Regions from separate parts of the Homo sapiens genome. Here all the other regions are linked to region 1. Evidence: chromatin contacts called from ENCODE Hi-C or POLR2A ChIA-PET data. All regions are on one chromosome and are shown on one strand. Each heading gives the region's core, a stretch centred on a gene start or an enhancer-like site at or near the end of the contact. The rest is flanking DNA. Distances are from core to core; before and after follow the strand shown.

Region 1 (3,669 bases), core at 62-2,561:
TCCCTTTTTCCTTCCCTCCTTCCTTCTTTCTCTCTCTCCCCACCCTCCCTCCCTTCCTTCCTTCTTTCCTTCCTTGGGTGAAGGAACAGAGATTGACACTACTGTTAGTATGGGTGTAACATCAAGATGTCTCCAATTTACTTTTTTTATATACGTGTGTATTTTTTTTGAGATGGAGTCTCGCTCTGTCGCCCAGGCTGGAGTACAGTGGTGTAATCTCGGCTCACTGCAACCTCTGCCTCCCAAGTCAAGCGATTCTCCCACCTCAGCCTCCCAGTTAGCTGGGATTACAGGCGCCTGCCACCATGCCCAGATAATTTCTATATTTTTAGTAGAGGTGGGGTTTCGCCATGTTGGCCAGGCTAATCTCAAATTCCTAACCTCCAGTGATCCACCCACCTAGGCCTCCCAAATGATTATAGGCGTGGGCCACCACGCCCGGCCAACATGTGTCTTTTTTTAAGCTTTACTGAGGTATGACTGACAAATAAAAATGGTATATATTTAGGTATACAACATGATGTTTTGATATATGTATACATCGTAACATGATGTTTTGATATATGTATACATCGTAACATGATGTTTTGATATATGTATACATCATAAAATGATCACCATGATCAAGCTAACATACCTATCAACTGCCATCATCACCCCTTGTGTGCGTGTGATGATGGCACTTGAGATCTACTCTCTTAGCAAATATCTTCACTTTTTTTTTTTTTAAACAGCTGGCCTGACCTAGGGTATACACAGCTGGTTAGTGGACGAGCTGGTTAACAGCAAGCGTGGTTCCTGCCAAGGCTGTTTTCAACATGCTATACTCTCAACACGGGAGCAGCTACACAAGACGACGGGGCCCTTCACACAGCCACACGGACCCTGCCCACTCAGCTTGGGGAGGTTCTACGTGCTCCCAATGAGGATGGCAGACAAGCCACACTTCAATGAGAGTAACTTGCTAGGTTGGCCTCTTTATCTGATTTTAATGGCCAAATACTCATGTAACATCGGCCCAGGTAACATTTGTTCTGAGTTTCAAAGACCACATCAGTGCACCAAGGAACTGGAATCTTTCATAACATAGTAACATGACGTAATAGAATCTGGATAGAATCATACAATAACAATCACAAACCGCTTGCTGTGTACCAGGAACTATTCTAAGTGTTTACAAGAATGATCTCAGTAAATCACAACATCCGATGAGATTATTATCTCCATCACATTGATGAAGTAACCAGGGCACAGAGAAGTTAAGAAAACCACCAAAACCACGGAGCCCTACACGACAGTCAGCGTTTTGGATGACTCAGCCGTACGTGCCCCTGTGATCACACTCCATTTCCGGATAGTCACATTTCATGTTTTTCACCGGGAGGAATGGTCCGGGGATAATTTCTTCTCATTCCTTTCTTTAAAAATAGTACAAAAGGATAAAAACAAAAAGTAAAAGAGAAAAATAAAATCTGCCACAGAGGCTAAAACAACATATCTGATGTCGAAAAAATGTTTTTCACTTTGTTTTTCTCAACAAAAATTCAAATCACTCAAGTACTGCTTGACTCTTCTCCAAACAAACCTAGGCAAGAAGTCCGTAGTATCTCTAAACAAACCCAGGCAAGAATCCACACGGCTCTACAGTTTCTCCTCCAGAGAACTCTGTGGGCCAGGCATGGTGGCCCATACCTGTAATCTCAGCAACTTTGGGAGGCTGAGGCAGGAGGATCACTTGAGGCCAGGAGTTCAAGATCAGCCTGGGCAATATAGAGAAACAAAAAAAAAATAAAAATTAAAATAAGCAAAAATAAAAATACAAAAAGTAAAAATAAGTAAAAAATCCAGGCATCGTGGCTCACGCTTGTAATCCCAACACTTTGGGAGGCCAAGGCAGGAGGATCACTTGAGGCCAGGAGTTCAAGATCAGCCTGGGCAATATAGAGAAACAAAAAAATAAATAAATAAAAATAAGTAAAAATAAAAATACAAAAAGTAAAAGTAAGTAAAAAAGTCCAGGAGTCGTGGCTCATGCCTGTAATCCCAACACTTTGGGAGGCCAAGGCAGGAGGATCACTTAAGGTCAGGAGTTCGAGACTAGCCTGACCAACATGGTGAAACCCTGTCTCTACTAAAAACAGAAAAAAATTAGCCAGGTGTAGTGGCACACACCTGTAATCCCAAATACTTGGGAGGCTGAGGCAGGACAATCACTTGAATCCAAAGGCAGAGGTTTCAGTGAGCCGAGATTGTGCCATTGCACCCTAGCCTGGGCAACAAGAGCGAAACTCCATCTCAAAAAATAATAATAATAAAAATAAGTAAAAAAAATAAATCAGCCAAGCATGGTGATACATACCTGTAGTCCTCGTTACTCAGGAGGCTGAGGCAGGAGGATCACTTGAGTCCAAGAGTTCAAGACTACAGTGAACTACAAAATTAACTTAAAATCAATATTTTTTTTTGAAATAGGATCTCACTCTATCACCAAGGCTGGAATGCTGTGGCACAATCTTGGCTTACTTCAGTCCCAACCTCTCAGGCTCAGGCAATCCTCCCACCTCACTCTTTTGAGTAGTTGGGACCCCAGGTGCACACAACTACACTCAGCTAATTTCTTAATTTTTTGGAGAGACGGGGTCTTGCTATGTAGCCCAGGCTGTTCTCAAACTCTTGGCCTCAAGCAATCTTTCTGTCTCAGCTTCCCAAAGTGTTGGGATTACAGGCATGAGCCACCACACCTAGCCCTAAAAATTTAAACATTTTAAAAAAGGAAAAAACTATCTGAAGGCTGCCCAGTGGCCAGCAGAGGCCTCTCATCATGATATATCAGAAAGTTACCAGTTATTCCCTTTAAGGACTCTAGGTGAGTTTCTGCAGAAAGAGTGACATGGGAAATAAATTGTTGTTGGCCTTCCAATACCTTTGCTAACTTCTCCAGTATTGATAATGACTTCGAACAAATCTTTATAATTTAATTACCTCTTGAAAGTGGTGCCTTCTGAAGCTAACACGAGATACAGACCATTCTGCAGAAGAATATACTCAGTAAAAAAAGACAGAGAGAGAGAGACACAGTGGAAAAAACTTAGACCCAAACACTGAGTTTCGAACATCCCAGAAAAGGAGACGTTGTCTTAAACAACCCATCCTAGACATGGCAAAATGTCTTAGGATGAATTGGGGAAGCTGCCAGTTGGGACACTCCCTAGTTCTATTCCAAAATCCCTTCCCTACATTTAGCCCAATTTAAGGTATCTCATGTAATTCTCAGAAAAGATCAAAGAATTCTCAAAGGAAGTCAACATCCAACTAAGATACAGCACACAGTATCTGACAGCAGGGAAGGAAGGGTAGACTCAAACCAGAACAACAAGGACAAAGAGTTCTAACTCCAAAGGGCTTGGGAATCACCGGCATAGAGCTTGCTGTAAAGTCTCCAACTGCAAAAAGAGAAAGGATTTATATCATGGCTACTATCCAGACTTTAGAAACATCTGAGCTTCCTCAAATACTAGTGTCAGAGGCACTGGAACCAGATCAACTCCATCTTGAGTAGGGACTGGGTAAAATGAGGCTGAGACCTACTGGGCTGCATTCCCAGGCAGTTAAGGCATGCTAAGTCACAGGATGAGACAGGAGGTCGGCACAAGATACAGGTCATAAAGA
Region 2 (3,426 bases), core at 119-2,618, 180 kb after region 1:
GAACTGGGTAAGGCTCACTTCCCCACGGAGATGGTTTCATGCCCAGTAGACACTTGCCCCGAGTCCGGAGAAGCAGTAGGTGCTTTGCAAATATTTACCTAGCTACATGGCAACCGGGCAGTGCTGTCAGAGTTCTGTGTCATTTCTGGGCCACACGCCCCACACCCCATTCTCTCCTCTTGCATTACAAAGGCTACGTCCCTTCCCACAGCTACCTTTCCACAAGTGTTCAAAACCACGTGAAGGTCAGACTCCTTTGATTTCTAAATCATGCCCTTAGCCAAGATTGAACTTCCAATAGAGAAAATTTTAGGTTTGCTTTCATGTGTGAGGTGAAATGACTGTCCCTTTGTCAGAGGCGTTTGAACCAGAGCAACTCCATCTTAAACAGGAGCTGGGTAAAATAAGGCTGAGACCTACTGGGCTGCATTCCCAGATGGTTAAGGCATTCTAAGTCACAGGATAAGATAGGAGATCCGCACAAAACACAGGTCATAAAGACCTTGCTGATAAAACAGGTTGCAGTAAAACAGTGGCCAAAACCAACATGGCGAGGACAGTGTCCTCTGGTGGTCCTCACTGCTACACTCCCACCAGCGCTATGACAGTTTACAAATGCCAAGGCCACATCAGGAATTACCCTGTATGGTCTAAAAAGGGGAGGCATGAATAATCCACCGCTTGTTTAGCGTATCATCCAGAAATAACCATAAAAATGGACAACCAGCAGCCCCCTGCGCTACTCTATCTATGGAGTAGCCATTCTTTTATTTCTCTACTTTCTTAATAAACTTCCTTTCACTTTACTCTATGGACTCGCCCTGAATTCCTTCTTGTGCGAGGGTCTCTTGGGGTCTAGATCGGGACCCCTTTCCGGTAACACCTTAGATTTAAGAGTTCAGGTTCATCCTTCCTTTGTCAGGAATAAGTATCATAAGCAACACAGCCTTTGCTTGTTGCTAGTTCTTTTTTTTTTTTTTTTTTTTTTTTTTTTTTTTTTTGAGATGGAGTCTCGCTCTGTCACCCATGCTGGAGTGTAGTGGTGTGATCTCGGCTCACTGCAACCTCCACCTCCCAGGCTCAAGCGATTCTCCTGCCTCAGCCTCCCCAGTAGCTGGGATTACAGGCGCGAGCCACCGCGCCCGGACACAGCCTCTGCTAGTTCTGCCACTGATCTTCCCACAGGTACATTAAGGAAACTCAGTGTTTGGCGCTTAAACAAATCAACAACAACAAAGCATGGTAGAGAGAAGGCCCAGAGCACCACCCTCCCACGCTGTCCCTCGGGAGCTGAGGGGAAAACACCCAATGCCTTCAGAGACCAGCTGCACTAAACCGCCTTCTCAGAATGAGGGAGGAGCTACTGGCTTGGGGATGTCTCCAGAGCACATTTCTAGAAACACTTGAGAATACGAGAGAAAGAGAATACGAGAGGAAGGCCTAGGTCACTGAAAGCACAGGGAGCAATTTAGGCTTTTGTCTCGGTGTAAATGACATCGTGAGCCGTGCCCCCGCCCCTGCTCGTGGCCTGAGGGCCTGGGGGAGGGCGGGCATCCACCTGGCACTGGCGGCCTCGGCCTTCACCGCCGCACGCGCGGCGCCATCTTGTGGCCCATCCCTTTCCCAGGCTGGAAGCAGCCACAGGCCGATTCTTCCAGCCTTACAAATTCTGTGAAGTACAGTATTTAGACTATTTTTGATTAGTTTAAGAAAACAGCATGGCCAGGCGCGGTGGCTCACGCCTGTAATCCCAGCACTTTGGGAGGCCGAGGCAGGTGGATCACCTGAGGTCAGGAGTTCGAGACCAGCCTGACCAATATGATGAAACCCCATCTCAACTAAAAATACAAAAATTAGCCAGGCGTGGTGGCACACGCCTGTAATCCCAGCTACTCGGGAGGCTAAGGCAGGAGAATCGCTTGAACCCGGGAGGTGGAGGTTGCAGTGAACTGAGATGGCACCACTGCACTCAGCCTGGGCAACAAGAGCGAAACTCTGTCTAAAAGAAAAAAAAGAAAACAGCATTATGCTCAACAAATTAACGCAGAAACGGAAAACCAAATACCGCATATTCTCACTTATTAAGTGGCAGCCAAACATAGGGTACACATGGGCGGAAGGAGGGGAACAAGACACTGGGGACTCCCAGAGGGGAGAGGGAGGGAGAGGGGAAGGCGTGAAAAACGACCTGTTGGTTACTGTGCTCACGACCTGGATGAGGGCTTCAGTCACACCCTAAACCTCAGCATCCCGCAATATACCCTTGTCACAAACCTGCACATGTACTTCCCAATCTAACATAAAGGTGAAATTTTAAAATCAAAAAAGAAAGACAGCTTCAGCTTCCACTTCTTAGTTGAAAAAGAGTCCATGACACATGTTCCATTGGATCTAACAGTTAATAAATATTCACTGCGACTTCCCCCACCCCAAAGTCAGCAATCATAAAATAGGAAGAAAATTTGAGGAAGGAGTTTGACAGTTCTGCAAAAATAAAAAATAAAAAGTTTTTTAAAATGAGAATTATGTACGGGCACAGTGGCTTATGCCTGTAACCCCAGCACTTTGGGAGGCCAAGATGGCTGATCACTTGAGGTCAGGAGTTGGAGACCAGCCTGGCCAATATGGTGAAACCCCATTTCTACTAAAAATACAAAAATTAGCCAGATGTCGTGGTGTACCTCTTTGGTCCCAGCTACTCAGGAGGCTAAGGCAGGAGAATTGCTTGAATTCAGTAAGTGGAGGTTGCAATGAGCCGAGATTGTGCCACTCCATTCTAGCCTGGGCGACAGAGCTAGACCCTGGCTCAAAAAACAAAAACAAAAATTATTTTTCTTTCTTTGAGAAAAAAAACCTTCATCTAGAGGTTCAAGCCATAAGACTATGTTGTACCAGCTCATGTCTGAATGGTTTAAAAGGGAAGAGAATTTTTCCAGACATAGTCATGGATAGGTTGGTTTCAGACAGACAACCTGAAATGAACCTGAGGTTTGGGTTTGTCTATTAACTGTTTTTATTTTGAGAAAGAATTAACCAGAGCTGTCTGCATGAATCTTAATGTAAACGATGCAGCTGTCCCATTTACTTAGGAAAAAGATCACACAATTGACTGTACCTGCAGAACCAGGGCTGAGACAAAGGTGTCCTTGTTTTCAGTCCCCCAGTCTTATCTGTAGATCTTAGTGTTCAATTTAGAGAGTAAACCACACTGGTTAGGAGTGGTGTGAAGTCTGTATGTTGTGTGGTTATGAAATCAAAGCTGGGGTCTGTGGCTGGGTAGTGGTGGGGGGTGGCACTGGAGTTCCAAGCCACTGGCTATCTTTACAACCTTACAGCAAATGGACCCTCAAATCCAACAACCTGTGAAACACCGCAGCCCCCTAAAGCTACAAACACCCTTCTGTGTTTTTTTCACTCTTCTCTTTG
Region 3 (3,161 bases), core at 603-3,102, 210 kb after region 1:
AAGACCGCTGAGCCAGCATGCCTAATATCTGGCACTGTTTCTCAGCTGAGCGAGAGCAAACTGTTAAGAAAGATGCAACATCTAATTAGGACTTGCTTCAAATACCAGAACCTCCAGTTAAGTGGCACAGGCCTGTCGCAGGATGTTTTCGCAGGATGTTTTCAGCACAACCCATTTAGGTAAGTTCCTCATTTTATACAAGCCCCAGGAGAGGCCCTGCAAATTTCTCACCGCTTGAGTTGTTTCCTCACCTCCATTTGGCACCCACTTCTTCATTCCTGGAACTATGTGAAACAGTATCAGCCGTCAAACAACTTCTTGGTAATGATGTCAACTTTATTTTGGAGAATACTGCTAAGATGTCTTCAATATATGTCATGATACAAAATGGACATTTTCTAACCTCCAAATCTTTTCTACTTGACTTTCTTTTTTTTTTTTTTTGAGATGGAGTCTCGCTCTGTCACTCAGGCTGGAGTGCAGTGGTGCGATCTCTGCTCACTACAACCTCCGCCTCCCGAGTTCAAGTGATTCTCCTGCCTCAGCCTCCCAAGTAGCTGGGACTACAGGCGTCCGCCATCACGCCCAGCTAATTTTTTGTATTTTTAGTAGAGACAGGGTTTCACTGTGTCAGGATGGTCTCGATCTCCTGACCTCGTGATCTGCCTGCCTCAGCCTCCCAAAGTGTTGGGATTACAGGCGTGACCCTCTGTGCCCAGCCTCTACTTGGCTTTTTATAGTCAGTAAAACTAACTCATTTTTTTTTAAACAATCACACTTTTAATATAGGAATATGCCACAATGCAAAAAACCAAACCACATTTTTTCCTTTTTTTTTTTTCACTCTTGTTGCCCAGGCAGGAGTGCAATGGTGAGATCTCGGCTCACTGCAACTTCCCCTTCCTGGGTTCATGCAATTCTCCTGCCTCCACCTCCTAAGTAGCTGGGACTACAGGTATGCACCACCACGCCTGGCTAATTTTCTATTTTTGGTAGAGATGGGGTGTCACCATGTTGGTCAGGCTGGTCTCCAATTCTTAAACTCAGGTGATCTGCCCGCCTAGGCCTCCCAAAGTGCTGAGATTACAGGCGTGAGCCACTGTACCCAGCCCAAAACACATTTTTAAATGAAAACAAACCACCACTGTTAATTGGTAGTGTACTCTGTAGCTCAGAAGCTATCCTCTAGTACAAAAAAAAAGAGTTTAAGTAAATTAAAAAAAACCCAGCTGTAACTTCTATAAACTAGGAGGATCAGGATCAGGATTTTATAACTTTTTTTTTTTGAGACAGAGTCTCGCCCTGTTGCCCAGGCTGGAGTACAGTCGCGCGATCTCAGCTCATTGCAACCTCCTCCTCCTGGGCTCAAGTGGTTCTCCTGCCTCAGCCTCCCAAGTAGCTGGGATTACAGGCGCCTGCCACTGTGCCTGACTAACTTTTGTATTTTTAGTAGAGACGGGGTTTCACCATGTTGGCCAGGCTGGTCTTGAGCTCCTGATCTCAGGTGACCTGCCTGCCTCAGCCTCCTAAAGTGCTGAGATTACAGGTGTGAGCCACCACGCCCGGCCATAACATGTTTTCATGTGACATCTCAAGCACAAACAGCCTGAGAAGTTAATTCTGCTTTGAGGCAATCCAATAAGCAAAGAGCAGTCGGACTAACTGTCCTTGTACCAGCTGACTGTCTCCCTGCCCCGATCAAGCTCTAGGGACCAGACACTGTGTTAGGCACTGGGCATGAAGATCGTAACACAAAATCGACTCCTTCCAAGAGCTCAGGCTTGAGCAGAACACACATCTCCACTTCCCCAAAACAGAACCAAAAGCCATCCAACAATGGCAATGTGCAGGGTATTTTGCTTCAAGAGAGGCAAGAACAGGGAACTGTGAGAGCGGAGAGGCACACAGGAGAGCCTGCCTACATGTGCGAGGGAAGGCTGGAAATGCTTCCCAAAGGACCTGGGCACCTGAGGGATAACAGAGATGCCCTGGGAGGAGGGTGGTGTTGGCAGGAAAAGCGGACCACTTAACAAGAACGACGGCTCTCACGTACAGAGGCCACGCCACGACCGCCTGTTGCGGGAATAGGTTATTTTGGCTGGAGTGTGAGATATGTGAGGGCTCCTGAAATACAGCCAGCTATGTAACTCTCAAGGCTTGCTGTTCCAAACAGGATGAAACACATGCTACGACAAGCCGTTTAAAAGTGTAATTGAGATTATGAGAAAGACCGGGAAATCCCCCGGGGCCAGAAACAAGAACCCGAAGAACAGAACTAAGCCTATCAACTCTAGTGCTGTGGGAACCCGTGGGAGGGTCTCCTAGCAGCCTGGCCACAGGAAGGGAATCAGAACTCAGACACAAACTCCAGAAGGCGACAGTCTCAGGAAAGGGAGTGTGAGGAGACAGTTCTAATGACAGGGCAGGACACAATGACTGTTCTTCTCTGAATGAGTTTTGAGGAACATGGTAGAAGCAAATGAAAAACCCAAAATTTTGGATCTTTGGGATTCTCACAAACAAAAGAACAAACAAAAAGAACAAGCTCACTGAAGATGAACTCAAAGTAAATAAATAAACTGATTTACAAAACAAAAAAGAAACAACCAACCCGGATGAGAGTCTGTAAACGCAACAGGCATTAAAGCCCCAAGAACTCTGGAAATCATCATCAATCTGAAGGACAGTATAAAATAAATATATTGATGCTAGACAAAAAGACTAAGGGGGATCCATATCGCATACCAAACACGCAAAGGAACAAAAGCCAAACATCCAATATTGAAATGGAGAACAAGAAGTTACAAAAGAACTGGACAAAAACCATGGGGAAGTATTTTTTAAAATGATGGCTGAAATTCAAAAGCCAGAAAAGAAACAAATAATCTATGTGATCTCGTTCACAGGAAAAGACTAATGACAAAGGCCTAATCTCTGTAATACATAAACAGTGCCTCTATTTTGAGGAAAATGAGACAATAGAAAAAAGTGAAAAAGACATGAAGCAATGGTTCACAGAAACGACCCTTAAATATATGAAAAGATAAACTTCATCCTCACTTACTAAGAAAAATAGAAGTAGAAATTATACTGAAACATCATTTCTCTACGAAACCCCAAAAACCCTGAAGAGTGTAACCCTATATTGTAAAGGCAAGCTC
Region 4 (3,699 bases), core at 5-2,504, 250 kb before region 1:
CATTCCAGGCTGAGGTCAAACAAGATGACACTGTGCCTTCCTGCTTCAGCTCTCCTACTGTCAACAAGGGTCCTTTCTCTGGGCTATTTCGTGCCATGTCTTTCATATATGTTTGCTTTTTGCTTGAGATTTTGTTTGAAACAGGCCGCAGGCACAGTGCTACAGAGCTACTTAGTGCTCCTAAGCTCAGAAAGGCTGAGTAATATTGGTTGGCTGTGTCCCCACCCAAATCTCATCTTGAACTGTAGTTCCCTTTAATTCCCACATGTGGTGGGAGGGCCCAGTGGGCGGTAGTTGAATCATGGGGGCGGTTACCCCCATGCTGCTGTTCTCATGATACTGAGTTGTCACAAGATCTGATGGTTTTTATAAGGAGCTTCTCCCTCTTGCACAGCACTTCTCCTTCCTCCCACCACGTGAAGAAGAACATGTTTGCTTCCCCCTTTGCCATGATTCTAAGTTTCCTGAGGCCTCCCCAGGCCTGCGCAACTGGGAGTCAACTAAACCTCTTTCCTTTATAAATTACCTAGTTTCTGGTATGTCTTTATTAGCAGCATGAGAATGGACTAATCTATGACGCCTTACAGAGAAAATATGTGTGTTATGTAAGCTTTGTTCAGCTGTGGGTTATATTGTGCTGTTGGCTGTGAACTCGATGCTAAATGAATCAAAAATATACTAAGGGACTTCAAAAAGTTCGTGGAAAATGAGTATTACGAAAAAACTATGCATGAATTTCCATTTTTTTTTTGCACCAAAATAAATGTGTACTAGCTTGCTACAACATGTTTAGACAGGATCTAGTTTGAGACAGTAAGAAGGAAAAGACGTCATTTTGAAAAGAGCCCCTATCAGAGCAACATGAATTCTGCTAAAATTGAAGCAAGAACAAACTGCAAATTTATGGTGACACTTGTGTGGAGGAATGGTGAAATCATTGATGCCTTATGAAAAGTTTATGTGGACAATGCCCCAAAGAAATCAGCAGTTTCCAAATGAATAACTTGTTTTAACAAGTTGATGTGGAAGATGAAGTCCACGGCGGCAAACCGTCCTCATCAATCAGCAAGGAAAAAAAAAATCATCTTGTTTTTTTTTTTCAAGTTACAGCCCTAACTGTAGAGGACTAATGATTAACAGCAGAAGCAACAACCAACACCACAGACATCTCAATTGGTTCAGCTTACACAATTCTGACTGAAAAATTAAAGCTGAGTAAACTTTCCACTCTATGGGCGCCAAAACCACTGAGCTCAGCTCAGCTTCAGACAAGAGCAGAGATCTCAACGGAAATTTTCAACAAGTAGGATCAAGATCCTGAAGCATTTCCTTGAAGAACTGTAACAGGAAACAAAACACGGCTTTCCCAGTACAACGCTTTTTCCCAGAAAAAGCACAATCAGAGCAATGGCTACCAAGAAGTAGAAGAGGTCGAGTCACAGCAAAAGCAGACCGGTCAACAGCAAAAGACATGATCACAGTTCTTTTGGACACTCAAGGCATTTTGCTTGCTGACTTTCTGGAAGGCCATAAAATAATATCTCCCTATTATGAAAGTGTTTTGAGAAAGTTAACCAAAGCCTTAGCAGAAAAATGCCTGAGAAAGGGTCACCAGAGAGTCCTTCGCCACCATAACAAGGCTCCTGCTCATTCCTCTCATCACACAAGGGCAATTTGGGGAGAATTTCAGTAGGACATCATTAGGCATCCCCCTTACAGCTCTGATTTGGCTCCTTCTGATTTCTTTTTACTTCCTTATCTTAAAAAAAAGAATCTCTAGGCCGGGTGCAGTGGCTCATGCCTGTAATCCCAGCATTTTGGGAGGCTGAGGTAGGCAGATCACGAGGTCAAGAGCTCGAGACCATCCTGGCCAACATGGTGAAACCCCGTCTCTACTAAAAATACAAAAATTAGCTGGGCGTGGTGGCACGTACCTGTAGTCCCAGTTACTTGGGAGCCTGAGGCAGGAGAATCGCTTCAATCCAGGAGGCGGAGGATACAGTGAGCCGAGATCACACCACTGCACTCCAGCCTGGTGACAGAGCGACACTCCGTCTCAAAAAAAAAAAAAAAAAATTCTTTAAAGGGCATCATTTTTCTTCAGCTAATAATGTAAAAAACACCACACTGACATGGTTAAGTTCCCAGGACCCTCAGTTCTTTAGGGATGAACTAAATGGTTGCTATCAGCACTTACAAGTCTCCCGACCTTGATGGAGATTATTTTGAGAAATAAAGTTCATATTTAAATTTTTTACCTGTTAATTCCATTTTCCCATGAACTTTTTGAAGTCTCCTCATATATTAAATGAGGTGTCTTTAAACAGAAACACACATAAAACAGGTTATGTATTGACATATATAAAACGAGGTTATAAAAATGTGTTCTCAGAGGCTGGAAGTGAACTAACCCTGTATTTCCCCTAGAAGCAATGGTTCGGTATTCACTAATCCAGTATACATGGTAACTGTAAATGTCTTAAACATTCCTGAGGATGAGGCTATTTTTAAATTTCATGAACAACTATTTTGCATCAAGTGACATCATGAGTTTATGCATCAAATAACACCATGTAAAACTCTTGGGCAAGTATTATGTTTCTGCAGTTTAGGCACACTGAAAAACTGTATTACGCCTGACAACGGAGTAGTATTTATAATGTCACTACTTTTAGAAAACTTGGCCCAACCAGTATCACTATTTCAGTAAATGGCAGCCATTCCAAGGCCACACAGCTTTCCTGTCAAACCAACAATTCCTGCCAAGTAAACTGAATGGACTTCATAGGATTTAGTAACTAACTGCTGAAAATTACAAGAGCCATTTCCTGCAGGAGGCCGCCTTCCACTGCCCGCAAAGCCTACTGACCTTTCACACCCCATGGCTGTGAAATGGACACAGCCCACAGCCTCTACTCCAGACCCTCAGCAACGCCCGGCCAAAATCCAGACTGACGGCAGAGGTTCGGGAACTTCGGTGAAATGCAGGAAAAGTACCCGTGTCAAGGGTCTTCCACTTGTCCTTGATTTTCAAAAAACATCTTTGCATTTGGCTGGGTGGAGTGGCTCACGCCTGCAATCCCAGCACTTTGGGAGGCCAAGGCGAGCAGATCACCTGAGGTCAGAAGTTTGAGACCAACCTGGCCAACATGGTGAAACCCTGTCTCTACTAAAGATCCAAAAATTAGCCAGGCATGACGGTGGGCACCTGTAATCCCAGCTACTCCGGAGGCTGAGGCAGGAGAATCGCTTGAACTGGGAAGGCGGAGGTTGCAGTGAGCTGAGATTGAGCCATTGCACTCCAGCATGGGTGACGGAGCGAGACTCCATCACCAAAGGAAAAAAATATTTGCATTCTCAAAATACTTAGCGACGCTGCTGCTCCAGTTGAATCTAGTCTCCTATTCTCCATCTTTGTTGCTTTACGTTTAGCAATGAAGTAACAAGCCAGGAGGTTAAAAGTAGAGAAACATTTTCTGGTCCCTAGAGAATCCATAGACAAATTCTAGTCTGTTTCTAGCTCTGGTTCTTGGACATATGAAAGGTTGAATCATTTTGAGAGATTTTAGGACTATTTAACTCAAATTTGCCTCCACATTTCCCTCTAAATTCTGGGTGAAAATCTGTTAATTATAAATATACCCTACTTTGACCCATACCTTCCATGGATTGCCCCTAAGCCGGGCTATTTTTTTAAGG

What was found. Hi-C counts contacts between places; a loop is a spot of excess contacts on that map. ChIA-PET counts read pairs that join two places held with the same protein, here RNA polymerase II (POLR2A). Pooled maps may share reads with other maps.
Region 2: a map of PC-9 shows a loop between it and region 1 (8-fold over the local background). The contact joins two enhancer-like sites. A Hi-C loop is called at or near these places in 5 of 168 maps with a recorded cell type or tissue (PC-3, PC-9, naive thymus-derived CD4-positive, alpha-beta T cell and 2 more), 14 of 37 single-sample maps with no recorded cell type and 20 of 50 pooled maps. POLR2A ChIA-PET finds 5 or more read pairs at or near these places in 5 of 52 experiments (AG04450, GM12878, H1 and 2 more).
Region 3: a loop to region 1 is called in a pooled map, with 5 times the contacts of the local background. The contact joins two enhancer-like sites. A Hi-C loop is called at or near these places in 5 of 50 pooled maps. POLR2A ChIA-PET finds 5 or more read pairs at or near these places in 3 of 52 experiments (AG04450, H1 and Panc1).
Region 4: a loop to region 1 is called in a pooled map, with 4 times the contacts of the local background. The contact joins two enhancer-like sites. A Hi-C loop is called at or near these places in 1 of 168 maps with a recorded cell type or tissue (sigmoid colon) and 6 of 50 pooled maps. POLR2A ChIA-PET finds 5 or more read pairs at or near these places in 1 of 52 experiments (GM10248).

The regions. Positions count from the first base shown.
Region 1 is chr10:12,446,498-12,450,166 of GRCh38, reverse strand. The region is part of intron 1 of CAMK1D (calcium/calmodulin dependent protein kinase ID); the gene reads right to left. Among named protein-coding and RNA genes, the nearest start is that of CAMK1D, 99 kb to the right of the region's middle. RefSeq lists an enhancer at 562-1,761. Within about 2 kb of position 1,311, at least 14 of the 41 ENCODE cell types and tissues checked have a DNase peak (open chromatin) inside an H3K27ac peak, as active enhancers do; they include PC-9, where a contact is called at or near this core.
Region 2 is chr10:12,262,518-12,265,943 of GRCh38, reverse strand. No RefSeq gene overlaps it. Among named protein-coding and RNA genes, the nearest start is that of CDC123, 68 kb to the right of the region's middle. RefSeq lists enhancers at 1,255-1,354, 1,229-1,767 and silencers at 1,575-1,634, 2,205-2,254. Within about 2 kb of position 1,368, at least 24 of the 41 ENCODE cell types and tissues checked have a DNase peak (open chromatin) inside an H3K27ac peak, as active enhancers do; they include PC-9, where a contact is called at or near this core.
Region 3 is chr10:12,241,067-12,244,227 of GRCh38, reverse strand. The region is part of intron 10 of CDC123 (cell division cycle 123); the gene reads right to left. Among named protein-coding and RNA genes, the nearest start is that of CDC123, 46 kb to the right of the region's middle. Within about 2 kb of position 1,852, at least 15 of the 41 ENCODE cell types and tissues checked have a DNase peak (open chromatin) inside an H3K27ac peak, as active enhancers do.
Region 4 is chr10:12,697,051-12,700,749 of GRCh38, reverse strand. All of the region lies in intron 3 of CAMK1D (calcium/calmodulin dependent protein kinase ID), which reads right to left. Among named protein-coding and RNA genes, the nearest start is that of MIR548Q, 26 kb to the left of the region's middle. Within about 2 kb of position 1,254, at least 3 of the 41 ENCODE cell types and tissues checked have a DNase peak (open chromatin) inside an H3K27ac peak, as active enhancers do.